Regions from separate parts of the Homo sapiens genome. Here region 1 is linked to region 2. A link is a loop called in an ENCODE intact Hi-C map of the cell type or tissue named here. Cell type or tissue: mammary epithelial cell. All regions are shown on one strand. Links, peaks and the distances in the headings refer to the core of each region. The heading gives the core; the rest is flanking DNA.

Evidence for each region. Peaks named below come from ENCODE experiments on the same cell type or tissue, not always from the same donor. Only the 100,000 strongest peaks of a DNase experiment are listed, where the experiment ranks them.
Region 1: a loop joins it to region 2, with 4 times the contacts of the local background. A loop is called at or near these places in 1 of 110 quality-filtered maps.

The regions. Positions count from the first base shown.
Region 1 is chr7:137,764,993-137,780,264 of GRCh38, reverse strand. All of the region lies in intron 1 of DGKI (diacylglycerol kinase iota), which reads left to right. Among named protein-coding and RNA genes, the nearest start is that of DGKI, 74 kb to the left of the region's middle. In mammary epithelial cell, for the core only: no CTCF peak of the experiment used is centred there; DNase peaks (open chromatin) are centred at 5,144 and 7,334; H3K27ac peaks cover 278 bases.
Region 2 is chr7:137,874,121-137,889,392 of GRCh38, reverse strand. It overlaps CREB3L2 (cAMP responsive element binding protein 3 like 2), which reads left to right. Exons shown (of 12, transcript NM_194071.4): 9 at 3,891-3,990; 10 at 4,272-4,398; 11 at 6,765-6,981; 12 at 8,842-14,414. The coding sequence ends at 8,917. Among named protein-coding and RNA genes, the nearest start is that of DGKI, 35 kb to the right of the region's middle. RefSeq lists enhancers at 4,079-4,636, 5,323-5,824, 9,295-10,028, 10,029-10,760, 14,833-15,272 and a silencer at 9,776-10,070. In mammary epithelial cell, for the core only: no CTCF peak of the experiment used is centred there; DNase peaks (open chromatin) are centred at 3,542, 7,022, 8,772 and 9,922; H3K27ac peaks cover 5,633 bases.

The sequences.
Region 1 (15,272 bases), core at 3,940-11,939, 110 kb after region 2:
ATGTAATTTATCTTTAGTCTTAAGAAATGGTACTTAGAAACCCTTAGTTGTTTAAATCAGAAAGTTGGGAGTCATCAACAGATTCTTAAGTTCTTGTCAACCATGCCACTTTAGCAATCTGGTGATGTCTCTGACCGCCTTTCAAAACAGTGTTTGTAAGAATACAGGACTACTATGGAAACCAATGATATGGAAACACAGTTCTGTTATGAATGACTTGGAATTCATGAATTGTTTTCCTTCTCATCTCTCACATTGATTCAGTATATCATTCACAGATCATCTCCTGAATAGCAGTCAGACTCATTTTATTTTCTCTATCTTCACTGATGCTTTCTTACTTCACTCCTTCATCATCTCTCACTGAATGACTGAAGTTTCATTTAAAAAACAACTTATACTGATAAATTTCAAATATAGACAAAGGACACAAAATAATATAATGTACCCCATGTTGCTGTTACCTAGTTTTACATTCCCACTCCCCACTCTATTATAATGACGAATTTATAGACTTTATTTTAAGTAAAACTTATAAACTGTCTTAGTCTGTTTTGTGCAGCTGTAACAGAATACCACAGACTGGGTAATTCTTTTGTCAAACGTCTGTTCAAGTTTTTATTTTTGACTATTTTTAATTGTTTAAAAATGTTTATTAGTAGTTGCAGGAGTTAAAAAAATCTGGATACAAATCGATTATCAGATTCATGGTTGGTAAATATGTTTTTCCAATCTGAAGCATACTTATTAATTTTCTTAATGTAATTTTTATAAGCAAAAACTTTTAATTTTTAAAAATGATATTATGTTCTATGTCCTTCTGAGAAATCTTTACTTATCTGCAAGTCATGAAGATCTTCTTCTGTTTTCTTCTAAAAATTTTATGTGTTAGCTTTCACACTTAGGTCTATGTATGATTCATCTTGAATTAATTTTTATGCTTGCTATAAGATAGAGGTTGAGGTTCATTCTTTTTTTTTCCATATGAACATCTAGCTGTTCCAGCATAATTTGTTGAAATTATTGCTTGCTTTATTGAATTTCTTTGGTGGCTTTTTCAAAAATCAATTGACTATAGACTTGTACTATTTCTGGACTCTCTATTCTGTTCTGTTAATCTATTTTTCTATCTTTATGCCAATAACACCCTGTAGGTTTAAAGTAAATTTCAAGTCATGTGGTATGAATTCTCTATCTTTTTTCTGTTTTCAAGATTAATGTATTCTGGATCCTTTACATTTCCAAATAAATTTTAGAATTAACATGTCAATTTTTATTTTCAGAAGACCTGCTGGAGTTATGATTGGGATTTCATTGACTTAGAAGATTAACCTGTATGTATAGTTTATTTTTTAGCCAGTGATTTGGGAGAGAGATTTATTTGCAGATTTTAGGGATCACTGCCTTTGTGACTTCTCTCTATTTAACATATTCCCCCTAACTTTCTGCAGTTTTGCCTTCCCCTAAGTTATCTGATACTTTGATCAAGTAAGGAAACTGAGGCTTTCTGCAACCCCAGCTATGTGCAAATTGGGAGTGCTAACAGTCAAATATTTGCAAACTTGCAAATTTCATTCATTGCAGTTTGTCTTTTAATGGGGGTCTCTGCTCCAGATTTTGCCTAACCATGTTCACTTTGTAGTGCCTTTGAGTAGTTTTTTTTTTTAATTGTCCAGATCTAAAAATTGTTATCTGTGGAACAATTGTTCTGACCTAGCTACTTTGCTATTAACAGAAGACAGAGCACCTCCTTCTTGCCTCCTCTTTCATCTCCCTGTAACACACCTGCCCATTGTCCCCTAAGTAATCTTTCAAAAAAGCAAACCCAAGCAAACCATTTTCTGGTTGAAAGCCCATCAATGACTCTTCATTGCTTTCTCTCTGCTTTCTTATCTTCCTTTTTTAGATTCCTCCTCACTTATCCTATGCACTCTCTGGCTTTATTGAACCATTTGGCATTTCCTAGACACACCCTTCCCTTAAAAGTCTCCCCTTCTTGGGCTTATATCATGATCCTGACTAAAATGCCTCTATGTTCTTTGTAGCCGGGCTAACTCCTAGTTCTTCAAAAGTCAGCTCGAAGTACCAACTCATTGGTGAAAACTTCTGGGCGTTATTGAAAGTGGGCTACTCATACTTTCATATTTTCCTAATGTTTTTGTTATGTTTTAGTATCACAAAACTCATCAACTTATATTTAATTGTTTAATCACTTATTACACTGTGAGCTGTGTACGCCTTGGTAGGGTCCATGTCTTACCTGTGATTGCCAATCGCCTAGTATTCTTGTTGAGGAAATAAGGGAAGGTGAACGGACTGAATAGCCACATGATGGTTGCATTTTAGGTGTATTTATGACGAAATTTTAGGTATCTGGTCATTCCCAAATATTTTCCCTTTGTCTTCTCACTCATGGCACTGAATATTTAAATACCAATATGCGATTAACAAGGTAAAGTTAGAACCACAGAAATGCCTCAGTTATCCAGAGGAAAGCTTTCCAGGAGCCTCAGAAAATGAACCAGATGAAGACTTAAAAATCTATGTATATAAATAGAAGAATTCTTTAAAGAGAATAAAAGACATTGATGAGTCGAAAGCAGTGACATAGTAAATAACTAAAGAGCCAATGATGCCAATATTTCATCTGTTGAGATATGACTTAAAGTTTTATGAACACAAAGGAAAAGGCTGATTCTGATTTCAAAAATTAAGCAGCTCTTGAAGCTTTAATTGGCGTGGCTACAGTATGACACAGAGGAACACTGAGGGAGCTAGACCATAGCCGTCGCTGCTGTGAGACACAGGGAGCCAGAATCCTTTCACATTTTCCTGGACATGTCAACCTTTCTTTGTTTCTTTTTTGACTGCTACATAATCATATAGGCATTGCATACTTTTTATGGAGATTCTTTCTTGGTGGAATCCCAGTTTTAATTACTGTTTCCATGTAAGTTATTGTTGGTGAGCAGACAATGCCTTTTCCACTTTTTAAAATAATGCCATAGAATTCCATATTACTACCATGCATATATACTAAAGTTTCTCCCGCCTCATCCTTTTTTTAACAGATTGGTGGGGGTCTCACTCTGTCGCCTGGGCTGAAGCTCAGTGGCATGATCATAATTCACTGCAGCCTCAAACTCCTGGGCTTAAGCAATCATCTGCTCTAGCCTCCTGGTTAGCTAGGACTACAGGCATGTGCCACCATGCCCAGCTAATTAAAAAAAATTTTTTTTTTTGGTAGAAACAGGGTCTTGCTGTGTTTCCCAGGCTGGTCTTGAACTCTTGGCCTCAAGCATTTCTTTTGCCTCAGCCTCCCAAACTGCTGGGATTATAGGCATCAGCTATCCTGCCTGGTCTTTTTAAAAGGCCTTTTCTTACAATTGATTATTATCTCATTACTCCTCCTTTTCTCATGTATTTTTCGTCTCTTCTCCAGTCCATTTTTGCTTTGAGCCTCTCCCACATACACCTGCCCCCTCAAATATCTGTCATTTATCACAAAGGCTTTCTCATACTGTCATGCTTTAAGACACTGATAATCCACTTCTTCCATTAAGTTGCCCTGTACCAATCATAGATGATCGATTGCGTGGTTATATGAAATAGATAATACAAAATGAAAAATGAACGTTTCTTCTTTAAGTACACCTTCCTCAGATACACCTCTTCCCCTACCCTCAGAGGTAACCACACTTAACCATTTTCTGTGTTGTGTAATCCTTCTATATTTTTTCTAAGCATCTATGAATAAACACACACACGTAAAGTAAGATGATGGTCAAAATGTTTAACCACTGCATGGTAATATAAAACTTAGCACTTAAAAATATGTTCTATTCTCTAGGCAGACCAAACTATATATAATTGCCTACCAGGTGATCTATGTTAGAGGTTAAATCATTCATCAAACTATTCCAATAATTTTCAAAGCATTTATTGATTTTTAATGGGTATAATCTTTTGTTTGATGCAGCTGTCGGTAGTTAAGTGATGTCCCTGTATCAACCATGATTTGAAACAGGGAAACACATCAATCTATTCCAATGATTCACTCATTGCATAATACTGCCACTTGCTTCTTTCATTTAAGAATATACTTTTAGCTGGGCGTGGTGGCTCACGCCTGTAATCTTAGCACTTTGGGAGGCCAAGGCAGGTGGATCACCTAAGGTCAGGAGTTTGAGACCAGCCTGACCAACATGGAGAAACCCCATCCCTACTAAAAATACAAAATTAGCTAAGCATGGTGGCACATGCTTATAATCCCAGCTACTCGGGAGGCTGAAGCAGGAGAATCGCTTGAACCCAGGAGGCGGAGGTTGCAGTGAGCCGAGATCACACCATTGCACTCCAGCCTGGGCAAAAAGGGCGAAAAACTCTGCCAAAAAAAGAAAAAAAAAAGAATATACTTTTGACATCTTTCCCTGTGAGACTATAATAAATCTACTTTATTGTATCTAATGATAGGATAGTATCCCATAATATGGATATAAGTTTATCTATCGAGTTCCCTACTGTTTAAATGTTTCCAGTGTTTTGCTATTACACGTAATGTTGCTAAAACATTCTCTTACATCTTTGTCTGCTTCGGTGCATACTTTTGTAAGATAGACTTATAGACGAGGAATTGTTGGTTCAAAGTAGATGTGCCAATCAAGAATTTGCCCACTTATAAGTAACTACACACATCTTGTGTGCACATGCACCGACATACATATTATCACCTGAAAATATAAACCCAGATGCAAACACAGGTGAGCACTAAATTAATTCTAAAATTCATTTGAGGATTTGGCACCATGAAGTTGCATAGCCACATACCCTCAGGTAGACAAGACAGGGGAATGGCAGAGGTACCTTGGTAGAAAGTGAAGGAGAAGAAGAAAGGTTGGTGGTCCAGAGAAGTCAGTATTTCCTTGCCTGGAATGAGTGCCTGCCTATCGAATTTTGATAAAACTTCTTGATTGTCATCCTTGTTTCATTACGGTCCTCCCAGGAATATTTTGCTTTTTTCTAAGCTTTAAAGATCATAGCTTCGTGACTTAATCTTTGGACTGGATTTCCCCACTTATATGAGAAGAACTAATAATGCCACATGGAGCACACCTTTTCAGGACTCAAGGAGTCTAAAAAAAAGAAAAGAAAAATGAGTCAGAACTTCTGCCTGTGAGTCTGAGTCAGCTTAGTGTGTTAAAAAAAATAATAATAAAAAAAGAAAAGAAAAAAAAAACCGTGTGAGGAGACCTGCCTGGAAAAACTGCTGAATGGAAAGACTTGAGAACAGCTTATAGATATTGACGGCAGATGAAGAATTTTCATGTCTTTTCAGAAATGGTTAGCAGCCACTCATAACAGTCCTGTGACGTCACAGAAATCTTGACTCCTGCTTGTCTTTCTCGTTCTCCTTTAAGCCCTTCCCTCCTCCTTTTCATATAGGACCTTAACACAAGAGGGTCAGGAAGAGAAGAGAAGGGTTGCTCACAGGAGGAAAGAAGGCAAGGGGTAGCTGTTACTTTACCTGGTGGGCCATGTGTCGCTACAAATCAGGTGGTCTCTTTGGAGGAGATGCCACTTGGTAAGGGAGGCTTCCTGAGCACTCGAATACTACTAGCAACTCAGAATGTGGGACCGCTGGAAGGAAAAACACCCCTGGATGGGGCGAAGGTTGAGTTCAATTTTATTTTTTACTCTGTGTGTGTGTAGGGGGAGGGTAATGGGAAATGTGTGTTTTGCAGACACATTAACATAAGGAGAATAGCGGATGCGACTTTATTATCCTCATTCACGTAAAGGTGGACATTTAAATTTTTTTTTACAGTAGGGAAAAAGAACCTTCTGAGTTGATTTGGTATAGTGGAAATTGCATGGAAATGTTTAGCTTCCTCTGTTTTCACAAACATGTAACCTTCTAAGAAAATCTCTCTTTGACCTATTTCAAAGTTTGATTTTTTTTTTTAAAACAGTTGGGAAAATAGGAGCTAACATGAATTGCCCCTTTTCCAACAGTGAAAATGTTTGTAATGTACCTTTTCATGTTGCTCTAATTATGACCATAACTTCTTTTTTATTCAATCCTGAATCTGTTATATTTTAAAATTATATAAAATTATAAAACACTGGCCAAAATTAGTCACCCAGGAAATAGTATAAGGGACCCAGTTAAGAAAGTAAGTGTAAGTGACTGAAAAAGTTTGGTGCCTTCTCATTGAGGCAGACTTGCTTATTTGTTTGTTAACCTCAGAAGTATTACCATACATACTGTCTATGGATTTAGATACATGATTTTTCTCACCTTCTAGACATCCACCTTGTTGTGATAGAAGGAGCATGGATTTAGAGTCAGGCAGCCTTGGATCTGAATCACTTTACTACTTCTGTGGCCCTTAGCAGGCTATATAGCTTCTGTGAGCCTCAGTTTCCTCATCCATAAAATGAAAATAATGTCTACAGGTTAGTATTGTAACAAGGGATCACTCAGATTAACTTTGGAAAAGCTTTCTGCTATTAAGCATTTGGAAAACATGAGTTTCTATTTTTTTTTTGTATTTTGGTTATCATTATTGGCTTGGTTTTCTTTCTAGGCCTTGGATTCTCCTTCACTTTATGTAGAATATGATCTTCTTGTAGTAGATAGATGTGAGTCCTGCCAACAGAATTTTTCTGAATTGGCTTCTTGTCTTTTCTTTACCAATAGCTGCCTATTCAGTTCAGCTGCCTGATCAACATCTTGTCTCTCAATTCCTGTGTGCCCTCACAGATCTATTAAAGCATCCTGAGAAGAGGGTCCCTCAGAGTCACCAGGTTTCAGGGCTCCAGCTTTTCCTGGGGATCAGAATACCCCTTCAGAGGCCAACACTCTAAGGCAGTAATGTGTTTCTCTGGCCAAACGCCTGATAGTATCTTCTTGGCAAGTTCATTATTTATTCCCCTTTACTGGTGTGAGGGTTTTCCCAAAGTGTCATGTCTTTGCAGAGTTTTTCCTACCCTTCCGTGCTATACGTGTGGTACCATTTTATGCATTTGTTTTTGCTAATATGAAATAAATCCCATTATAAATAATTCCAAGGGATTTTGCAGATGATTGTACTGTTCAGAATAAGAGGAGTGTTCCGTGAATCATGGAGCTGCTTTGGTACACAGTTTGTAGAAGTAAAATGTGGTATAATGTAATTGACCCATGGGTCCCTTCTTGTACAGAGTGTCACTTGCTGAGAAGTAAGCAAAAAAGGGAGTGCATTCCTGCATCTGGCAATTCACCCCCATCCTGCAAGAGTAACTCATAGAGCAGCAGCTTATTCCATTGTGACACTGACTCACCCTTCCTCTCTCCACCCCCATTGTCTAGTGCTGATGTGTTCTGTCCCCACTAATTCTAGGGTCACACTGACTTATGCCTTCATCATCCTAAGTGGAGAAGAAAGCTTGTCTGTGTTGATGAAAGTATGAAAATAGAAATGCCATAACTTTTAATGCAAACAATATATGTTTGTTGAATGTATGAATACAACAACTTGGAATAACTGCTGACAGTGTTTCCAAATATTTTGGGTCTATTTAAGTAAAGAGACATGAATAATTTGAAACTGGCATTCTTTTTCTTCTTCTTTTTTTTTGAATTAGCAATACATGTGATGAAACCTTAAAAACAAATTCTCATAGTTACGAATGGTTGCCTTTAGTGAGCAGGATGGGGAACAGATCTGGGGGCTTAGGTCATTCATTATAAACCATTCTGCAAGCTTTCTTTTTTCTAACCAGATGTGTGTATTACTTTAATGTTTTTTTGATACCTCCCTTAAGTAGGCCCAGTCCAGTTTAAGTGCAATCTCTTGAGTGCCTTGTGTCAGACACTGTGCCGGTCACCCAGGGCTCCAGGGTGAATCACGAATAGCTCTCACATGTGAATTCACAGTCTAGTTGGGGAGACAGAACAGACCAAAAGCAGATAATATTTAAATAACATGATGCTGGCTAAGAGAGAGGTAGCCATGGAGTTAAGTATCTTCCTCTCCATTTTATTCAGCCTTTTGTTTTAAAATTCTACCTTTATGATGTATTTCAACAGAGTTCTGTGTCATGATTTTGGATTTAGTGGAAAAAGAACAGAGGAGATTTTCTTGTTACCTTAATTTTCCCAACATGGAAGATTTGGGAATGAAGAAGGACACTGCAAAGAGTGAGGCCTAAAATGGAAACCAGTCATGATTTTTATTTTGCTACTTTCTTTACGGACACGAATGCACACAGTGTAGAGCAGCCTTAACTCTGAATTGGAACAAGGTCGTGTAAGTGCCAGGACGTTATTTCCAGAAGCCCACAGCTGCTGATTCCTACACCCAGTGATTTCCACTGCCTTTTCATGATTCTGGAATTCCCAAGAACAGTGTCATCTTATTAGAAGGTATTTCCCAGTTCGAGTTGGAGACAAACCAACCTTCCCTCACAGGCTGAGTCCTTCTGGTTTCACTGCCAAAGCTTCCAGACTCACCCAGGGTCTGTTAGACATATTTGAATGAATCTGTCAGATTGTTCAGTCGTTAATGAGGTCACACTTTCCATGAAGACCATAGTGGCGTCATTTTGTGTACCAACAATTGTATCAAGTCATGATGATTTTTTAAATATCATTGAAATAATCATTAAAATATTATTGAGATAAAGATGCATGTTTATTGGTATCTATTTATTCCTTTCTCTTGTTTAAGAGAGAATTTACTTAGATGTGTACAAAACTGCTTTCTGGCATACTTAATTTTATGGGTTTCTGATTTCCACATCACTGAAAGTATCTGGAATACCTATGATGCAATGTGAATCTTGTTTCCACTAACTAGTAAGTAAATGCTTTGTTCGAGATTTAAGAAAGTTGGCCTGGCACGGTGGCTCACACCTGTAGTCCCAGCACTTTGGGAGGCTGAAGCGGGTGGATCACCTGAGGTCCGGAGTTTGAGACCAGCCTGGCCAACATGGCGAAACCCCATCTCTACTAAAAATACAAAAATTAGCTGGGCATGGTGGCACGCACCTGTGATCCTAGCTACTCAGGAGGCTGAGGCAGGAGAATCGCTTGAACCCGGGAGGTGGAGGTTGCAGTGAACTGAGATTGCACCACTGCACTCCAGCTTAAGTGACAGAGGTGAGATGCCATCTCAAAAAAAATAAATAAAAATAAATAAAGAATGAATATAATTGCAAAGATAAAACGTAAACCCAGATTGGGAATAAGAAGCAGAATTATACCAAAATGGAAGCTGACGATTACACAGATTCACTCCTTATTTACTCATTCAAAGCTTGCCTCACATACCATAGGTAAAGTGGGTAACTCTTTCTGATTTTTTTGGTTCACTTCAAGACTATATGATCTTGAAATTTTAAATAAATAAGCTAAAAAGGCCCTAAAATATTTTATTAAAACCCACTGAGGGCCGGGCGCGGTGGCTCACGCCTGTAATCCCAGCACTTTGGGAGGCCGAGGCGGGCGGATCACGAGGTCAGGAGATCGAGACCATCCCGGCTAAAACGGTGAAACCCCGTCTCTACTAAAAATACAAAAAATTAGCCGGGCGTAGTGGCGGGCGCCTGTAGTCCCAGCTACTTGGGAGGCTGAGGCAGGAGAATGGCGTGAACCCGGGAGGCGGAGCTTGCAGTGAGCCGAGATCCCGCCACTGCACTCCAGCCTGGGCGACAGAGCGAGACTCCGTCTCAAAAAAAAAAAAAAAAACCCACTGAGTATAATTTATTGATTTTTATAAAACTAATTCTTTTTTTTTCTGTTTTACTTATAAGTTTTGGGATATGTGTGTAGAATGCGTAGGTTTGTTACATAGGTATACATGTGCCATGGTGGTTTGCTGCACCTATCAACCCGTCATCTAGGTTTTAAGCCCCTCATGCATTAGGTATTTGTCCTAATGCTCTCCCTCCCCTGCCTCCCACCCCCAGACAGGCCCTGATGTGTGTTGTTCCCCTCCCTGTGTCCATGTGTTCTCATTGTTTCACTCCCGCTTATGAGAGAGAACATGCAGTGTTTGGTTTTCTGTTCCTGTGTTAGTTTGCTGAGAATGATGGCTTCCAGCTTCATCCATGTCCCTGCAAAGGACATTTCATTTTTATGGCTGCATAGTATTCCATGGTGTATATGTGCCACATTTTCTTTATCCAGTCTATCACTGATGGGCATTTGGGTAGGTTCTAAGTCTTTGCTATTGTAAATAGTGCTGCGGTAAACATACATACGCATGTGTCTTTATAGAACAATGATTTATAATCCTTTGGGTATATACCCAGTAATGGGATTGCTGGGTCCAATGGTATTTCTGGTTCTAGATCCTTGAGGAATCGCCACACTGGCTTCCACAATGGTTGAACTAATTTATACTCCCACCAACAGTGTAAAAGCGTTCCCATTTCTCCACAGCCTTGCCAGCATCTATTGTTTCCTGACTTTTTAACAATTGCCGTTCTGACTGGCATGTGATAGTATCTCATTGTGGTTTTGATTTGCATTTCTCTAGTGATCAGTGATGATGAGCTATTTTTCATGTTTGTTGGCCGCATAAATGTCTTCTTTTGAGAAGTGTCTGTTCATATCCTTTGCCCACTTTTTGATGGGGTTGTTTTTTTTTCTTGTAAATTTGTTTAAGTTCCTTGTAGATTCTGCATATTAGACCTTTGTCAAATGAGTAGATTGCAAAAATTTTCTCCCATTCATAGGTTGCCTGTTCACTCTGATGGTAGTTTCTTTTGCTGTGCAGAAGCTGTTTAGTTTAATTGGATCTCATTTGTCAATTTTGGCTTTTGTTGCAATTGCTTTTGGTGATAAAACTAATTCTTAATTGTTATCACTCAGTGAATGGTACTAGTTTGATCTTCCCTTGCTGATTAATCCAGTTCTTTCCAGTTCACTTGAAACCCATTTCTTTGACTCAGATAGCTTTCACTTTAGTTCCAAATTTTCAGGGACATTTGGTACCAAACTCTTCTTACAGAACTTTACCCTCGACCACCATTGCTGGATCTGCCACAGTCAGAGTTCATCTACCGGGTCTAACACGTCTCGGCTTCTTTTGCATTTTCTCCCGTGTCTCCCTTGGGTGTCGCAGAAGCAGCAAGAGATTATTATCATGTAGTAGGGCTCCGTAATCAGAATGCGAAATCCCTATGCATAAATGCTGTCTTTTCTCAGAATTTCCTGACCCACTTTCTATTTTTTGAGAAGACAAAATTGACTTTTTTTTCTGACTTCTTCAGAAATCTCTTATAGTGACTGGTATTTTCATCTGCTGGCACCTCTGACAATGACTATTACAACGTGCCTCAGAATACAGAGTGCTAACACCTCATCTTCTAAAAGAAATGCTTCCTCTGTAAAAGTGTTTTCTCTGATGAAGCCGCCATATAGACCATTGAATAGGAACTGCAGAAGACTCCGGAACACAATTTGATAGCCGTTCAGCCAAGCGGCTGCAATTTATTTTGTCCCTGAGTGTGAAGGAGGCAGCCCAAAGAATGTTGGCTCTGGAGGAGGAAGGCAAGGATATGGGGAAACAGGGGCCAGAGAAGGGCAGGATGGGGCAAAGATTCAGGGCACCTTATGTAATGAGGCACAGCGTGATTCTGCCCGGGGCCTGTACGTGCATGCAGTCGGGTTGCCTCCCTTTCCCCTGGAAATGTGCCCTTTGCTTACTTTTTGTTTGGTTTTAAAGCAGCTGGAAAGGATATTTTTTGCTCAGAATTGGTGCTTAGCTTTTGCAGAAGCTGCTTCTTGAGAGTCGTCTCTTGTCATCCCTCTGGGTTTTAGCTCAGTGTGACGAAGCTATTTAAAATATGTGTGTTTTTAAATGATTCTAAAAATGAAGTATTCACATTGTTATGCCTCACTCCCTCCCCACTATTGAGTCCTGCTCCCCTGACAGCAACTTTCCATTTCTCTAGCTTATCCTTCTGGTATTTATTTATATCTGTGTTTCTAAATACTATGTTTATACTATGATCATTTGGTTTGCCAATTGTAGACATTATCTGTTAGGTTGGTGCAAAAGTAATTTTGGTTTTGCCAAGATGATAGTATTAGGTACCGACCTAATACCATCATCTTTCTATGAGATGGTACCATTTTAGATGAACATCTTGTGTCCACTTAACATCCTCCCACTTTCTGTAGCTTCCTCATATATGTAGATCAAAGTTCTTGGTTAGACTCATGATCAGATTATTTGTTTTTTGTTTGTTTGTGTTTGTTTTGTAGGGACAGGGTCTTGCTGTGTTGCCCAGTCTGGTCTTGGAGTCCTGGCTTCAGGTGATCCTTCTGCCTCTCATACTGGAATATTATATAATATTTTTAAAAATAGCTCACCTTTATTATGTATTTTCTGGGTGCAAGACACTGTCGAAGAGCTTTAGACATGTATTAACTAATCTTTATAGCAACCATGTAAAGCAGATACTGTTATTCTTTCCATTTTGCAGATACGGACATTGAGACCTGGGTTAACTAACTTTCCAAAGTCATGTAGGTAGTAGCTGGTGGAGCCAGACTTCAAACCAAAGTAAACGAGGCTCCAGAGTCTACTTTTAACCACTACACTTTTTAAATGATTAAGATTTTACAAATACTATTTATAGTGGAGCCACATGTATATTATTATCTCTTCTCCTTCTCTTCTCTTCTCTTCTCCTTCTCCTTCTCTTCTCTTCTCTTCTCTTCCTCTTCCTCCTACTCTACTCTTCTCTTCTCTTCTCTTCTCTTCTCTTCTCTTCTCTTCTCTTCTCTTCTCTTCTCTTCCCTTCTCTTCTCTTTTGGAACTCTTATTAGATGGAAGTTGTATGTCCTGAATTTATCCTCTAATTTTCTTACCTTTATCTCTTCATTACCTTTGACCTACATTCTGGGAGATTGCTTTAACTTTATCTTGTAACTCTTACCAAAGAGTTTTTTTTCCCCTGTGACACTTTAAAAGCCCAGTAGCTGTTTCTTATTTTTGTTCTGTTCTTTTATTTTTCAGTTCTTTCTTCCTAATTGAGTACTTTGGCCCTGTCTTTCATACTGGTGGCTTTCCTGCAATGGCAGGAGATCTGCAGCCATCAGGTCACATACATGAACAAGGCTCTGAAGAGCTGACAGGATAACTTCCGTGGGTGGCCCAGGCTCATCTGGTAGTGGCCCCCCCATCAGGTCACAGACATGAATAAGGCTCTGAAGAGCTGACAGGACACCTTCTGTGGGTGGCCCCGGCTCGTCTGGTAGTGGCCCCCCACTGCAGAGTGGCCTAGGATCACAGATCTGTTCACTTGGAGGATCCTCAGATGTCAGCATCTGGAAGCTTTTCCCTTGGGCTGGCCAGAATCTCCATAATAGAACCACCCAGACTTGTTCCTGGGGCTGTGCACCTGCTGCAGGTGTTGTGGGAGCCAAGTTTGGAGTGGGAAACAGAAAGATCTCATTGTGGGTGTTGACTTTCACTCAATTCTCTCTTTTCAGACTCACGTTTACCCATGCACCACCCTCACCACCCTGCAAGCCCTCCCTATTTGAGTCCCTAGTTCCTGAGGATCCCTCTTTCAGTTTCTCTAGAAAAAGAAATTCCTCCTGTCCTGCCCTGGGTGTGCTGAGTGGGAAGGAGGGAATAAGGAAGATTCTCTTTGCCCTGGAGGAAGTCCATGACACTTCCAATTCCTCCTCCAATTCCTCAGCTTTTCTGAGGGGCTCCGTGCAAATTGGCTTGCTTTTTCTTGGTTTTGCTCTTTGAGATTTGTAACTTTCTTTGTGCTAATAGGTTAGTAATAACTTGTCAATTCACTTTCCATCTTCCAGAAGACTGTTAACATTTATTTCTACCTCTCCATTTCTCTGTGTCCTTGTGGAACTTTACTTTTTAAAAAAACTTAATTACTTTCATTATGTTGGAGGTTGGGAAGGGAGTAGAGATGAACATCACGTTGACACAACCATATTTGATGGAAGTCCGATTAGATCACCATTGGAAATATTTGTTTCTTAGAGTTTGCTTCATTTTCCTGTTAGGCTGGAGGATCCCATGATATTTGTCTCAGAATAACGGGAGGGTTCACTTTTCATTCTGTTTGAGCTTTCCTGGTGTATACCTTTCTTCCTTTCCTCTTAGGATCGTAAGTCCTGAACAATCTTGTTCTAGCTCTTTTCTCCTCTTATCTTCATCTGTAAATGAAAGGGGCTGAGAGCTGGTTTCAGGCAGGAACTAGATCTGACATTTAGGAAATCTCCTGTTCAGGTAGCTTCTCTTGGCCTTTTCCTTTCAGTGATATTTTCTGAAAACCTGACTTGCCATACTGATTTAAATGCCTGATACCAGTGTAAGGTATAGATGTGACTTCTCCTAGGAACATAGATAAAGCTTTGGGGGTGAAATTGACAATAGAGTGTGTCTCCTTTCTCTCTTTAGCCAGTGGGAAGGTTGGGTGACTTGGGGCTGCAGGATTCCGGGAGGCCTCCGTATCGTATGCTGCCTGTCCTTAGAGTCCATCCAGACCTGAGGGCTACTTAGCTGAATTGTTTAGTAAACGACGTGGGATTCAGCTGCATCATCTCTATGAAGACTCTCATGTTGACTTATCATTACAAAGGGCTGATGGTGGCAGTGGTTCTAAACCTTGACAAGTGAACGGTTTCTGCAGGAAGGCTCTTTGGAAGACTGTGACATCACAGACAAGACAAGGAATATCATTAGTGAGGTCATTTTAAAATTCTCAGATCTTGGACTTGCTCTGGGCAGTGACTTTGCCAGCAAGTTGGAAGAGGGCACAAGAAGTGTGCTCATCAAATTTGTGGCAGACACAAAACTGGAAAGGATGGCCAATGTAATCGATGACAAAAACAAAAATATGTCTCAAAATGATATAGATATGCTGGAATGCTGGGTTAAAAATAACACAATGACATTTCAAAGGGATAAATGTAAAATCTTATTTTGGAATAAAAAAATCAACGATACATAATGGTGGGAGAAAAAAATCTACTGGCAGTAGTTCTGGTAGAGAAAGACACTGAAGTTTTATTTGACTAAAAGCTCAGTATAAGCCACTAAATCTGACTGAGGCAACTAAAAAGCTGCATTAATGGAACGTTAATGTATTGAACTCAGGAAGTAACACCCCTCTTCAATGGTTGGACTGCACCTGGCGCCTCATGTTTGCCCAGAGAAGGGCAATTAGCAGGTGCCTGAGGGTCTGGAAGCATGTCTCAGGAGAAACCATGGAAGGAACTGAGTATATTCAGATGGAAAAGA
Region 2 (15,272 bases), core at 3,198-11,197:
AAGTGCTGTGCAGTCAGGAAACACCAGCCCTCTCTGCTCTCTCCAGCCCTTCTTGAAGGGTCCTTCTTCCCAACTTGTAGCACTTTACACCTGTGACTGGGGAATGGGGGATTCCAATTTGAGCCTAAGATATTCTTTCAGTGGGCTTCAGGTGTAGCTGGCCTGCTGAAAGTCTGTTTTCAGGAGGCACTGGGGAGCCTCCTAGGAGACTGTTCATCCTAGGGGAAGGGGTACAGGGCCCAGAGATATCAACCAGAAATTGGAAGGGAGGACTGATTCCTTGTGTGGATTTTTTTTTTAAAGCTATTCATGCTCTAAGGACTAGGCAAGGGGTAGGGGATGGGCAGGGAGGAAGTACGGGCTGGCTGCTGGTCAATAGGGATTGTTGGTAAAAAATGGAAGTGGTCATTCCCCTTTCAAAACAGCTTAAGACTTTGGAGCAAAAGTAACATGCTTTGGTACCATCTGGAAAGGTACTAACTGAAGCCTGGATGGAGAAACCTTACCCCCTCATGCCCAGAGCATAGCTAAACTTCAGCACCTTGCGGCCACCAGCTTACAGGCAGCAGGAGCGCCCAGTGGAAAACTGAGGTGCCCAGGAAAAGTGGCAGCTGTCACTTACAGAAGTAGCTCTTGAGCAGGCCAGGGGAACAGGAGACCGCTTTTCATAGCTTAGCAGGAAGGAGAGACCCATTCCTACCATAGAGAGTGGTTGGCAATAAGAGGAAAGGGTTTGAGCCATGTGGTCTTTTCTGTGGGCTTACCTGGAAATTTGCCCAAGGACTTGAAGAAATATCAGCAGGGAGAACCCAGCAAGGGCTTTGGGGCTGGCATTACAGGTGATAGAGAGTCAAATATATGCTTCGGCCAGTGAAATCTCGCTGTGAGAATGAATGCACACTCAGGAAGTGGCAGTGCAGAAGGAAAAGGCAGCTGTGCTGTTGGGTAGGAAGGGAATTTTCTGGGGAAGTCCTGGGAGAACAGAGAAAAAGTTTCATGAGGAAGGAAAGGTGCTGCATCATAGAACCATTTAGTTGCAAACTTTCTTTAAGTAGAATTTAGAGTAATTATGCTGTTGAGTATTTCTCAGCATTAAGTAAACATACAAAATGCTTTTAAAGAAAATGGTGCTGGGTGCAAGTGGCTCATGCCTGTAATTCCAGCACTTTGGGAGGCAGAGGTGAGAGGATCGTTTGAGCTCAGAAGTTCCAGACGAGCTGGGCAACAAAGTGAGAGATGCTGTCTCTACAAAAAATAAAGAAAAGAAACTTAGCTGGGCATGATGACTCACACCTGTATTCCCTCCCAGCTACTCAGGAGGCTGAGGCAGGAGGATTGCTCGAGTTCAGGAGGTTGAGGCTGCAGTGAGCTGTGGTCACACCACTGCACTCCAGCCTGTGCGACAGAGCAAGACTTTATCTCCAGGAAAAAAAAGAAAAATAAAAATTGTACCTGAATACATTTAAATACAAACCAGGTCTAAACTACATTCAATCATACTTCTATATAAACAGAAACAAAAATGTACGATTAAGTACAAAAAAAGATCTTCACATTAAATAGAACTTAAATTAGTGATATTAACTAACAGAATGAATGATTCTGTGTTGCTTAAATTAAAATCACTATACCTGGGGAAAATGTCATGTAGATAGAAACGCATAGAAATTTTTTTTTTTTCTTTGAGACGGAATCTCGCACTGTTGCCTGGGCTGGAGTGCAATGGTGCAATCCCAGCTTACTACAACCTCTGCCTCCTGGGTTCAAGCGATTCTCCTGCCTCAGCCTCCCGAGTAACTGGGATTACAGACGCCCGCCACCGTGCCCAGCTAATTTTTTGTATTTTTAGTAGAGATGAGGGTTTTACTATGTTGGCCAGGCTGGTCTCGAACTCCTGACCTCGTGATCTGGCCACCTTGGCCTCCCAAAGTGTTGGGATTACAGGCGTGAGCCACCGCGCCTGGCCCAGAAAGGAGTTTTGAGTCCAGAAAGCATCTACTCTGTGTGCTGAGGGCTGCTCCAATTCACCCACCACTCCTATCCATTTAAACTGCTGAAAGCAAAATCATTCTTGTGGCCAACCTGTCCTTAATTTGCTCAAATTGGGAGAACTTGTTTCATTGGTACTAGCTGGGGGTGAAGATGTAAGCCCAGGAAAAATCTGCTTGTCCTTCTAGCACCTGAATGCTATTCGGGGGTAGACTGTGGTGAGAAGCAAGTTATCTGCGAAAGCCCACAGCATTCTGTGAACAAATGATTTGATGATGTTTTCCAGTGAACTTATGTGGCTGTCTAACATTGTTACATCACAGCACACATTTTCCGAGAATCCTTGAGACCCAAGAGAAAGCATCTGCTCATAAAATCTTTCCACTTTGCCATATGCACTGGGTTTGGGGGTGGGGGATGAGGATGAGGAGGAGCTTCAACTCTTTACACCACTCACAGGGAACTCTTCCCGGGTGCTCTAACTCAGGAGGGTGTGTTGTCAGATCCTTTTCTATGCCTTGCAGTGTTCAGAATTTGCAAAGAATTTTACCATCTGCTCTGTGTGCTGATGTCACACAGAGCAGAGTATATAAGACTGTTCTTATCCCTCAAACTTTGCCTTTTAAGGAGAGGCACAGTTGTCCAATTTTAGGGATAAAACGTCTCCTTTTTTTTTTTCTGCTCTTGCTCTCTTGTCTTTTTCCTGGAGAAAGGCTAGAATCTGTTTCAAAGGATGGTTTTAAAGACCCTTGACTCTGGGCTTGAGGGTCCAGTTGAGCAGGCATCTTTGTTCTTTCATATGTTGGCTTCGTTTCCTGACTCTGGAGGTGCTGTGAGCGTTTAAGAACCACAGGCTTGAGCTGCAGGTGGCTGTTTGCCTCTCTGCCTTAAACAGAGCCGTTCTTGTTTTTCCTCTCCTTTCTCTCTCTCTCTTCTAACCTGCCTGTGAATGCCTGTTACTCTGTGTTGGCATTTCCAGTCACAGCCCCCACCTCTGGCCTTTCTCTCTCTCTTCTAACCTGCCTGTGAATGCCTGTTACTCTCTGTTGGCATTTCCAGTCACAGCCCCCACCTCTGGCCACTCCTTCTGTTGTTCTCTGCTGGTCATTTTTTATTTTTCCTTCTCTTTGCCTTTGTCCCTTTTTTATGTTTTTGTCAATGTTTCTCATCTCTTGCTTAAATGAGTTCTTCTTTTAATCGACATTTTCTTAGTCTGTTCAGGTTGCTATAACAAAATGTAATAAACGAGGTCACTTACAAACAACAGAAATTGATCTCTTACAGTTCTGGAGGCTGGGAAGTCCAAGATAAAAGTGTTGGGAGATTCCGTGTTGGGCGAGGGCCTGCTTTCTGGTTCACAAAAAGCAGCTTCTTGCTGTGTCCTCTCATAGTGGAAGGGAAGCACTCTAGTCTTTTCAGCTCCTTATAAGGGCACGAATCCCATCAATGAGGGCTCCATTTATGACTTAATCATCTCCCAAAGGTGCTGCATCCTAATACCGTCACATAGAGGACTGGGTTTTAGCATAGGAATTTAGGAGAGACACAACCATTCTGACTTTAGCCACCATCCAATCAGAGTGTTCCTTTTCCTTTGTTCTCAATCGCTGAGAAACAAGCCACAGCCTGTCAGGGGTAATGTGGAGGCAGTTACCTCTAACTCAGGGCAGTGCAAGAACAGGACTTTCAAGTGTGAAGGCTGATTCTGAGCCCCAGTGAGCTCTGTGACAATGGTGCTAGAAGGTACTGGTGTTCGTATCTTCTTCCAGAGGAAACTGTCCCTTGGGGCTCTGTTGAAATGCAGGCACAAAGGCACGGCGGCCTTCTTGGGTCACATGGAGAGATCAAAAAGCATCTCTTCTCTGTCAGACTCCCCTCACGGCTGTTGTTATCATTGGCAGGACTCTCCTTCAGCAACTCCAGAAGCTTCAGACTTTGGTGATGGGCAAGGTTTCTCGAACCTGCAAGTTAGCTGGCACGCAGACTGGCACCTGCCTCATGGTGAGCTTCCCAGCAGGGTAGCACAGTGACCGCCCCTGGCCTGGCCCCTGTCTCCCCTCTCCCTCCACTTGCCAAGGCCAAGTGCTGTGCTGTAGGAGAAACCACATGGAGGAACTCCACTCTGAGGCTGTTCCTCGGTGAGGCACTCTGGTGATGTGACTGGTGGGTGCAGTCCACTGGCCTGAAGAGGAGAGTCTGTGTCCCTGGGTATAAAGCTGTGCTGTCCAGAGGCTGAAGTCCACAGCCCCTCGTGTTCTCTCTCCCCTCTTTCTCTCCCACAGGTTGTGGTGCTGTGCTTTGCCGTTGCATTCGGCAGCTTCTTTCAAGGCTACGGGCCCTATCCTTCTGCCACCAAGATGGCTCTGCCCAGCCAGCATTCCCTGCAGGAGCCCTACACAGCCTCCGTGGGTAAGACAGCATGTGGCAAGTTGGGCAGGGTCTTGTTTTATTTCCCTAGAGCTGGGTTTCTCAGTCTTCCAAAAGGAATCTTCTGTGAAAGTCCAATGTTTAAAAAGTGGTAAAAGTGGAGCTTCTCCCTTTGAAGAGGCAAGTGGGGGTTCCCCTGGGGCCCCTCATCCACTGGACTGCGGCATCACTGGGAATTCTCCAGAGCTTGACAGAGCACAGTTTGCAAACTGCTGTTCTAGACTGTGTTCCCTGATCCATTCTGACATCTAATTTTTGAGTTCTGATAAGGGAGAGGGAAGCAGATGAGGGAAAGAGTCTGTCGCTTTCTGTGACGTTTTAAGAGAACTGCTGTGTTTCTGCCTCCACTGAGTGGAATTGTATGAGTAATGTAATGCAATGTATATAGTAAGGGCTTGTAAAGTGAAATTAAATAAACAGCAAGGTCAGGGCCGGGCGTGGTGGCTCACGCCTGTAACCCCAGCACTTTGGGAGGCCGAGGCGGGCAGATCACGAGGTCAGGAGATTGAGACTATCCTGGCTAACACTGTGAAACCCCATCGCCACTAAAAAATACAAAAAAATTAGCCGGGCGTGGTGGCAGGTACCTGTAGTCCCAGCTACTGGGGAGGCTGAGGCAGGAGAATATTGTGAACCTGGGAGGCGGAGTTTGCAGTGAGCCGAGATCGCACCACTGCACTCCAGCCTAGACGACAGAGCGAGACTCCATCAAAAAAAAAAAAAAAAAGAATCAGCAAGGTGAGGAGTTCAAGACCAGCCTGGCCAATATGCTGAAACCCCGTCTCTACTAAAAATACAAAAATTAGCTGGGCATGGTGGTGCATGCACCTATAGTCCCAGCTACTTGGGAGGCTGAGGCAGGAGAGTGGCGTGAACCTGGGAGGCGGAGGTTGCAGTGAGCCGAGATCGTGCCACTGCACCCCAGCCTGGGCGGCAGAGCAAGACTCCATCTCAAACAAACAAACAAAAAGAATCAGCCTGCCTTCCAAAACCTTATGCCCAAGATCTAGAGAATATGGGGACTCCGGTGTCAGATAAGAAGCGTATGGTGTTCTCACCTAGAAATAAAGGGATGGTGAGTAAGGAATACACACACAAATTCACACCTACACCTATAGGAATGAGCATGGGGTTAGGCAGTACAGTAGTCCCCCCTTATCTGAGGTTTTGTATTCTAAGCTTTCAGTTACCTGTAGCCAATGAACATACCTGCAGTTACCTTAAAATAGCTGAATACACTATAGTAAGAAACACTACCTGCAGCCAATAAAAATACCTGCAGTTATCTGAAAATAGCTGAGTACACCACCATAAGAAATTTTGAGAGAGAGAGGCCACATTCATGTAACTTTTATTAGAAGATATGGTTAGAATTGTTCTATTTTATTATTATTGTTAATTTCTTACTGGGCCTAATTTCTAAATCAAACTTTATCATAAGTACATATGTATAGGAAAAGGCATATGAACCCTACATGCTATATGCCCATATATAAACCCTGTATGGTTTTTCCCATACATATATACCTTATACCATATATATAGGGTTCAGTTCTATCTTCGGTTTCAGCCGTCCACTGGGGGTCTTGAAATGTATTCCCCATGGATAAGGGAGGACTACTGTACTGGATTTGGGATAGGGAAAATTTTGCCATCTTGAAACGTCTGTGGTCTTCACCAGGCAGGTGTGTCTCTGCCAGGTATGACAGAAGTGCTAGCATTCCAATTAAATAATTTCAGTGGCCTGTTGAGAATTTTTCCCCCCAAGGAACTATCTCTCTAAATTTAATTGGAAGCATAGTTTCTATGTCATGGAAAATTGCTACAGAGCCATCTAGCTGTGTGACTGTCCTACAAAACAAAGGAGATTGTCTCTATCCTTTGATTTATGGCTTTGGCTTTGTGTCTCCTCTTCCCTTTCTAAATGAGATGCCCTGTACCTCATCCCCCTGCCAGACCTACTCACTGGGAATGCTGCTTCTTTTAGCTGGGTCTGGACATCTCCAAGTATTCCACTCCCATTCTCCATGAATCATTTTCCCTAGATGGTTATGGGTGGTAAGGGGGGAGTTTTATATTTTCAAAGCAGTGGGGGTGGTAGTTTGCCTTGTGTTTATTTGCTTTTCTATTGTTCTTCCAGCACTGTATAATTGGTATAATTTTTCAATGCACAAACTCCGAAGCTCTAAAGTCTTTATAGAAAGCCAAATTCTGTTGGCACCCATGGTTCTGGGCAACGAGAACACACACATTGTCATCTGCCACCAGCCCTGAGCACCTGGAGTGAGGGAATGTGTTGGACCCCTGTGGTCTTTTGCTAACACCTTATTATTCTGCTCTGTCCTCAGTGAGATCCAGAAACCTGCTGATCTACGAGGAACATTCTCCCCCAGAGGAGTCATCCAGCCCGGGCTCGGCTGGGGAGCTGGGGGGCTGGGATAGAGGTTCCTCCCTGCTCAGGGTGTCAGGGCTGGAGTCCAGGCCGGATGTGGATCTTCCCCATTTCATTATCTCGAATGAGACCAGCCTGGAGAAGTCAGTGCTTTTGGAGCTGCAGCAGCACCTGTGAGTCATAGAGACACAGAGCCAACTCCTCTAGTGCACTGATGGTGGGTTATGAGTCAGCAACCTGAGATGTGAGGTTGAGACTCTCCATAGGCCTGGTTCAGTCCCTCAGCTCTCTCAGGACCTATTTCCAGGACCTGGGACTGCAGAGAGTCTGTTGCTGGCCAACAGTTGCCCTGAGCAGAGATGAGGAAAAAAACCAGCGTGAGCTCCCCTATGTCTGCTGCATCAGCGGGGAGCTGGCGTGGTGGCACAAAGAAGTGCTTGAATCCCTTCCCCCACTGTCTCCATCCTCCCTTCCAAGCCACACGAGTGAATGCACAGCCCAGGTAACCACAGTGTGTTTGCTGTGCAAATCCAACTTTAAGACATGTTTCATGGCTTCAACTAGGGAGTAGATATATATTGTGCTATATGTCAATATATGTTTATGATTTATATGTAAATACACATGTGTTAATTAAAACTATACATATTATAGTTTTATACTTATAGATGTATGTTGAGGGGTACCATTTAAGAGGCACTGTGCACACATTTCCATATTGAGAACAACCTCTATTTGGCTCCAATTCTACATGAGTTGTTTCTCAGTTTCTGGGAAAAATCCCTTTGTAAACATAAAGGCTTATGCGACTGCAAGGTATTGTTGTTGTAATAGGGGAGGTCCCTGGGCCTGCATGCATGCTCCTGGTTACGTGTGACATGGTTGGTGATTTAGCTGAACTCTGCTCCTATGCCTCCCAGAAATGAGGCCGTTCCGATGTAAATGGGAAAGATTTTGTTTCAGATTCTTCAGCTTTCATCCCCTAATTCTGCAGGGGAAGGTTTATAATGAAGTACTTTTATGTGTGTACATTATACATACATATTTAACATTTACTAGCACTTACTATTTTAAGCACTTTACAGATGTGAGGCAGGTTGACTATCCCTTATCTGAAATGCCTGGGACCAGAAGTGTTATAGATTTCAGATTTTGGAATATTTGCATTATACTTAACAGTTAAGCATCCCTAATCCAAAAATGCAAAATGCTTCAGTGAGCATTTCCTTTGAGCGTCATGTCAATGCTCGGAAATTTCTAGATTTTGGAGCATTTTAGATTTTAGATTTTCGGATGAGGGCTACTGAAACAGTATCATACAAATCCTTTTAAGTATCCCATGTGGTAAGGCATCATTATTATTCCCGTCATAGAGAGACTTGCCAATGTAGCCACCGCTGGGATCTCTAGAAGACCCAGTGCCTTCTTACTTGGCTCTGGACACAGTTTCTCTTCTCTCAGCTAAGCTGTTCAAGGCCCACTTCAAATCCCATTTGTTCTGTGATGTCTCCTAGATAACAAAGCCTCCTAGCCCTCCTCTGAATGCCTAGAAATTTTCCAGGTTGTTACACAATTTAATAATGTATTTATTTTCTGTTATGGATTTATTATTATTTCAAATTAGCTCATTGTTAAAAATCTTTATCTGGATTATTAGCTCTTCTAGGCCAAGGATCAGCTCTTATCATTTTATTTTCTCCTTCCCTGAGTTTAGCATAGGGCTAAACATCCTAAGTAAATAGAATAATTTAATGCATCTCATAGCAGATCAATATCAAGCCACCATGATTATCCTTAGTAGGGTTGGGATGCCTTGGGTGTAGATAAAGGTAGGAATGTGGACTAGTGGAGAGGCTGGTAGCAGGGGACTTTGGAAACAGAGAATTGCTACTAGGAGAGAAAAGGACAAGAAACATGCCCAGGCCGTCTCACCAAGTTGCAACCCCTGAATGATTGCATCACGCTACAAAGCATGAGAATTGTAGCTAACAGCTGGTGACTAATACTTCGTTTTCCTTTTAATGCCTTCACAGGGTCAGCGCCAAACTGGAGGGGAATGAAACACTAAAAGTTGTAGAACTCGACAGAAGAGTGAACACCACTTTCTAAAGAGGCTGCCTGCACCCCCTCCCTTTCCCTTAACTCTACTTTTACATCCCCAAACCACCTTTGTCATCAGCTTTTCCTCTTTGCCACTGGATCTTCATGGAGACATGGGCAAGCATTAGTGGCTTCAGATTGGAGACCAGCCTGGGACTTCCCTGCAGTGAGAGAGCATCTCCCCCTGGTCCATGCCCCTCCTGTGCAGAAGGGAGCCTGCATCCCTCCCTTCCTTTCTCTTACTGCCATAGGAAATTATTTTAGGGGTTGGAGGTGGGACAAGCAGGCTTGTTTCCACCAATAGTGCCAAAAAGATATTGCCTAATGTGCACCTGTGAGGTGTAACCCCCCGCTTTGGAGACGAGATGGCTCTTGTTCAGTCAAGACCCCAGACTCTGGCCACAAAAATGCCATAATGCCTGTTGGTATTTGGCAAAGCACTGACCCGTGTCCTCCGTTGCTCGCACTGGGGTCTCTGGTGTGAACACCCCCGACAGCAGCCCTCCGCCCACTCTGCCCCCTGGGAGCCCTCGCTGGATCGTCTCGTCTCCTGCAGCAGCACTGGCAGGCGAGGGCTCTCGTTCATATTCTCAGGCCGCAAGTGCAATGCCTGAGGGGATCAGGCTTTTCTACTCCAGGCAAACCTGCCCCATCTTGTCGCTTTTAGGACCTCCCACAACCTGGTTCCCCACACATCCATAGTTCTGCCTCCCCAGCTTCTCCTCCCCAGTTGTAAATAGTATTTATTAGCTTGCCGAGGCTTCCTGCTAGCAACCACACTGAAGAGATCGATGCCTCCTTTCAAGCTAGCCAAGTTTTCTGCGAGCCTTCAGAGCTAGGAGGGCACCCTAGGCTCTGGGATCCCGTGTCTTTCCAGACAATGTTTTGTTTCCTTTCCTTTGTTTTTTCTTTTAACTGGAATAATTACCATTGAAAAAGAAGTTCCTTTGAGCATGTATGTGTCTGCCTCTAGGATGAGCTCAGAGCGAGAGATGACACAATGCCTCACTCAGGCCCCGGGCTCCCTGGCCACAAGCTTTTTCTATCCTGTTTTCATGACAGAGAAGGGGAAGCCCTGTTCTGACAACAGACATTTCAGACAACCTTGCTGGCTTTCCACACCTGCCTGGCCCCCTCCTCCCTCCACACTTCCACTTTGTCCTCCTCGTCCCCTACCTCAACAAAGCAGGGTGGGGTAGGTGACATTTGTGTATCCACATTCTTACCTTTGGTAGTCAGGTTTGGCTACTTTGCAGCTCGCCCAAAGAGATACAACCTAATCCCCAACCTACTTTTAGTTTTTTTGTTTTTTTTTTATGGTTAAAAGTAACTTTTGTAGTTTAAAAAAATCTTTCCTCTTTCATATAAATAAGAAGTGGAAATTGCCTTTTTATTGTGTAATGTAGAAAACCCTCAAGTGTTTTTTCCGAGCTTGGGAAAGATTTTGTGTAGGAAATGTGCATAGAGTTTGTATTTTATTTTTATTAGCAGCTGAAATGCCTTTGGTTTTGGCTTCTCTCTCTCCCTCTCTCTCTCTGTCTCTCCTTCTCTCTCTCCCCCCACCACCCACCCCCACACACGTCATCTGCATTGTTATTGGAGCCTGTACTTAGAGGGATTAAGCCCACACCCTGGCTTCCATTCCATATCAGGTACAGGATTTGATGTTATTAACATTTGTCGTCATACCTCATAAGTCGGTCCCTGCCTTGTCTGTCTAGGCCCATTTGGGGCTCCCTGTGAGTGATTCCCCTCTCTCTGCTATGCTGGAGACGGTTCCAGCCTGGAAAGCGGCCAAGTTCATCTTCTCACTGTGAGTGGAAGCTGGATCGGGCCCCCGTAGTCCTGGCAGCCCTGTTGTCTGGAGGGTTCTTGTTGTCCCTCCCATTAGCCAGGGCGGAGACTGTCTGAGCTGTGCAGGAGGAGGGTTGCTAGTAGGTTCTGCTTCTGCTTCTCTCTGCTCCACTGTCTGCAGCCCAGATCCTGTTGGGCCTGGCTGGTGTCTGGTAACCATGGGCCTCCACTGACCCATCCCTCTCTTTTAAACTGTCAGGTCATTATCAGGCATAGGCAGCCTATAGGGCCCAAAGAAGGCAAAAAGATAAGATTTACTCAAGTAGCATTTGGGCAATGAGGAAGGAAAGGTTTCAAATTTAGGGGCAGAAGTGAGAGAATGAGCCAACCCATGTACCTGCTGCAACTGAACCAGACTGGGTTTTCAAGGCTCCCAGACGTAGAGTAGGAAACGTGCTCTTCTAAATGAGGAGGGAGAAGATAAAGGAAACTTCTAGCCCCTGTCCTTAGTGCTTTGAGGATTTTATTTTCTCCCTTACTACGCTTGCTTGACGTCACTCTCTCTCGACCTCCAAACAGCAGGACTCTTTCTCTGGGAAACCATCCTTCCAAAACGGAATCTATGTAGACAATGGGACGTTAGGCAGAGAGCTCAGATGGCCCTTTTAAGGGGGCTCCAAGAACCAACATCACTGCTCTTTTAGATAAACCTCTGCCCTCCACTCCTTGCTTGAGTGGGTTAAAGGAACTAACAGTTGTCCCTTTAGGAGGACAAAATGGGGTCAAGAGGACACAGAAGAGTTGTATAGCACCAGATTGGTTCCAAATAGTTAATGGATGTGTGCACATTTTCTGTTCAGGGATTAAGACCAGAATATCAGTGGATTTGTTTTCCCCACCAAGTGGCCTCTTAGACTAGTCATTAACTTATGATTAGCTCTAAAGATTTCAAATAGTGGCAGACAGTGTCTTCTGAATGTAAGTTTTGAGAAATACGAGTCTGTCAGAGCGGCCATAAGCCATAAAGAGTCAATCTCTTAATTATATTTTTCATCATGTAAACAAGTTTCCCATTTCCCTTTCTTAGATTGCACCAGTGAAGGAGATGTTTTGCAAAGATTCAGAGAACTAATTTTTCACTGGATAAGACCTGAGTAACCCAGACCCCCCACCGTGGTTCTTTTCACAGCCCTCGACTTTGCACTTAAAAAGGGATATTGTAAATGAAAGGCTGCAGTGCCAGTTTTAAGAAAGAATTTCTGTGAAGTGTGAGGACTCTGGAGTCTAGCTCACATAAAGAGAGTGTTATATAAAAATCCGACAGCTGAACTAGGTTGCTCTTTTTTGGCAGGGAGTGGGGATGAGATTTGACACCAATATGGGCAAAATTAGATAACCTTTTGGTTAATATAAATGATTTTGATTTGGAGGCCTAATTTGTAGATTGTGAAAGCAGCTTTTAGTTTAACTTATTCACAGACCCCTTATAATTACCATGTTTTTTTTTTTCTTCCTAAATCTCTTGGTTCAGCTTGTGAATCTTACGTGCCCGTAAAGTTGGGATGTTGAATTGGCTCTTCTTTGTTCTGGCAGTGAGTCAAGTGTCCAGCATTTTTTCATAAGTGTTTTTTAAAATTGTTCTCCAGCATTTTATGGCTCCTCCCTCCCATGTCCTCAGACCCAGCAAAAGCGTAGAGGCAGAATTAGAGGCCTCTCCAGGCCAGCTCCTCTGCCCACATGTCATACAAGGTGTGAATTTGAGCACAGTCCAGAAATGGAGACATCCCACCCCCAGTTGAATAATGGCCCATTCATGCCAACCTTGCCAACACGGAGAGGGCAGAGATGCACTAGAAGACCTTCATCCTCCCCTTCCTCTGCCCCAAGTCACTACAGTTGGTTCTATTGAAGCCAGTCTTTAAGAAACCTGGGTTAAAGACACCAGCACTTCTGCTTGCTGGGCTGGCTGGACCTGTGAAGCCATGGGCAGGTAGTGCCCTCTTGAGAGTCATTTTATTTGGCCACCTTCAGGTGAGACTATCCATAGACACATGCTAGGATAGGCCCCGCTGGGAGGGCAGTTACAGGAGAGAGTAGGTGGTGGTGACGTGAGGGCTGTGAAGGATCCAGAGACAAGACTTAGATGTTTCGTTCATTCACTCACTCATTCAGTTACTCCTAAGACTTTTCAGTTTCATAAGGAAGAGTGTTGCCTGAGGCCCTAGGGAATATTGGGGAATAGAAGGGATTGAGGAAACATTAATAATAGTTATTCAAAAGACCCAAATGCTTATACTTCTCTCTCCCTTCTTCTCTCTCTGACACACACACACACACACACACACACACACACACACACGTGCACATTCCTCCCTTACATGCTCATTTGTGCCTTAAATGTGCCTTATAGGTAAATCCAGGATGACTGAGGAATCCCTCGTCACTGGGAGATTTTGTATATATTCTTTTATTATTAGATTGAGTTGGGTGTGGGGAAAAATTTTTTTCTGAAGGCTCAAAAGTGGTTTCCTAAAAGTGAGCCACTATCAGATTTGCACATCAGGAGAAAAGAAATAGGGTTACGTCCATTAGGAAAATCCCAGTTTGCAGGAGTGCAATCACATCAAAAAAACAACCAGCCAGGATTAAAGGTATTATAAATCCTCATAGCGGAACATTTCTCAGGGCAAAGGAACCTGGCTCATTTGAAGATTAATGTTCCATGCCTTTGTGGTCAAAGGGTCAGCACTTAACACAGGAAAAAACTAGGTGTTGTTTTGTTTTGTTATTTTGGACAACATAAAATTCAGGAATGTTTTATTTAGCCTTGGTTTCTAGAAGGAAGGGAAATAATATTTCTTGAGCATTTACTAGGGTGTTGCGTGCTGTGCTAAGTAAATTTTAAGTCTTTCAGTTTTATAGATACGGAAAACAAGGGTGACTCTTTACCACAGGATGAATAAAGAACTAAGTAATATGGGAAATGCAGCAATTTCTGGACTAGCTGAGCCGATTCCTTCCTGTGAGCACACTGTAAGCTTTCAAGTTCTCTGGGCAGGAATTACAGCACCTGTCCCCTGCAATGGCCCTGCTGTGTGATGCTCATCGCTTCCCTTCGTGCTGGAGCAGTCCCCCAGGTGTCCATCTCCTATCTTTTTGTTCCAATCTTCTGTGAGTTCCAGCTAGCAGGCTTTACATCTGGGGAAAGGAAAACCAGGGGTTTTAGCTCTGTTCTCTGCTCCCATCCTTCGCTCACCAGCTGAGTGAGAACATGAACTTTTTGCACCATGTACCCATGGCTTACACTACTTAGAAAATCACCTTTTCAGATAAAACAGTTTATGAGTTCATAGAGAACACCAGCACTCTTTGACAAAACTGTGAGTGACCCTTTTTAAACAATGCTGAGCAGGCCCTGAGCTATAATCAACGGTGAGCTTTAATGTCTATGCTGACAGTTAGGTTTTGCTCTCTTTTGTAACAGGTTACGTAGACCAGCAGTGTTTAAATCTAAATACGTTGTGAGTCTGTTATCTGTCCTATCGCGTTTTTTAAATGACTTTTTATTCTTTATCATAGCTAAGTAAATACCAAAAAAAAAAAAAAGCTTTGTAGGACACTTGTACTTAGTTTGGGAAAAAAAAATAAATTGAAATTGTTATGCTTTTGTATTTCCATTTCTTGCAAATAAATATTTTTTCTTAAATAGTAAGATGTTGCCCAGTCTTTATAATCTTGGTACTAATTTGAAAAGCATGTTGTTTTTTTATGAACATGGGTTTGTGTATGTGTGCCGAACCGTTCTTTCCTGGATATCTACTTGGCCTGAAAGAAGAGCCTCAAACCAGCAATTGGTATGTTATATAGGACTGAATCCAAGCCTTAGTTGGAGGAATATTGAGAATGTAATTGTTTTTTCAGGCAGCCACGGGAAGAAAAACAGTATCCTCTAGAGACTTATGCAGCATGACTGTTATTTTTATTGTCTCCTCTAACTATTCCCTAACTAGATTTCAACTGTCTGTGGATTTGATTTTGCTTTCCCCATCTCTGGTTGCTTGAGAAAGATCCTTTGGACTTGAGCCAGAAAGGAATGATCCTTCTTCCTACGAACAGTTGCAGAGGATGTCTAACAGATTCATGCTCCAGAAATTCTGATGAAATGGTTGATAAAGGTCAGTGCACTCAAGCAGAGTAATCTTCGTTCCATTACAATGTCTGAATCCAAATGTAGCTTTCTTCACTCAGAGAGTGGGGGCTTCGTTTAGTCTCAGACTGACTTGGGATGTGAGAGACTAAGGCCAGGGACTGTGCTTACTTGGAAAAAAAAAACAAAACATGGGATTTTTTTGTTTGTTTGTTTTGTGTTTTTTTTTCCTTAGCAGCATGCTCAACCCTGCCCTGGCCTTGAGGGTACATTAATCTGCTCTATCTTGTCCTCTTCAGAGCACCTTGACCTTTTGTTGTTACACAAGGGGGCCTTTCCCTTCAGAGGCTTTCATTATCATGCCCCACTCTTTCTTTTGTGGGGAGCCTATTTCTGAAGCTCCTCCACCCCCCAATATGCTGA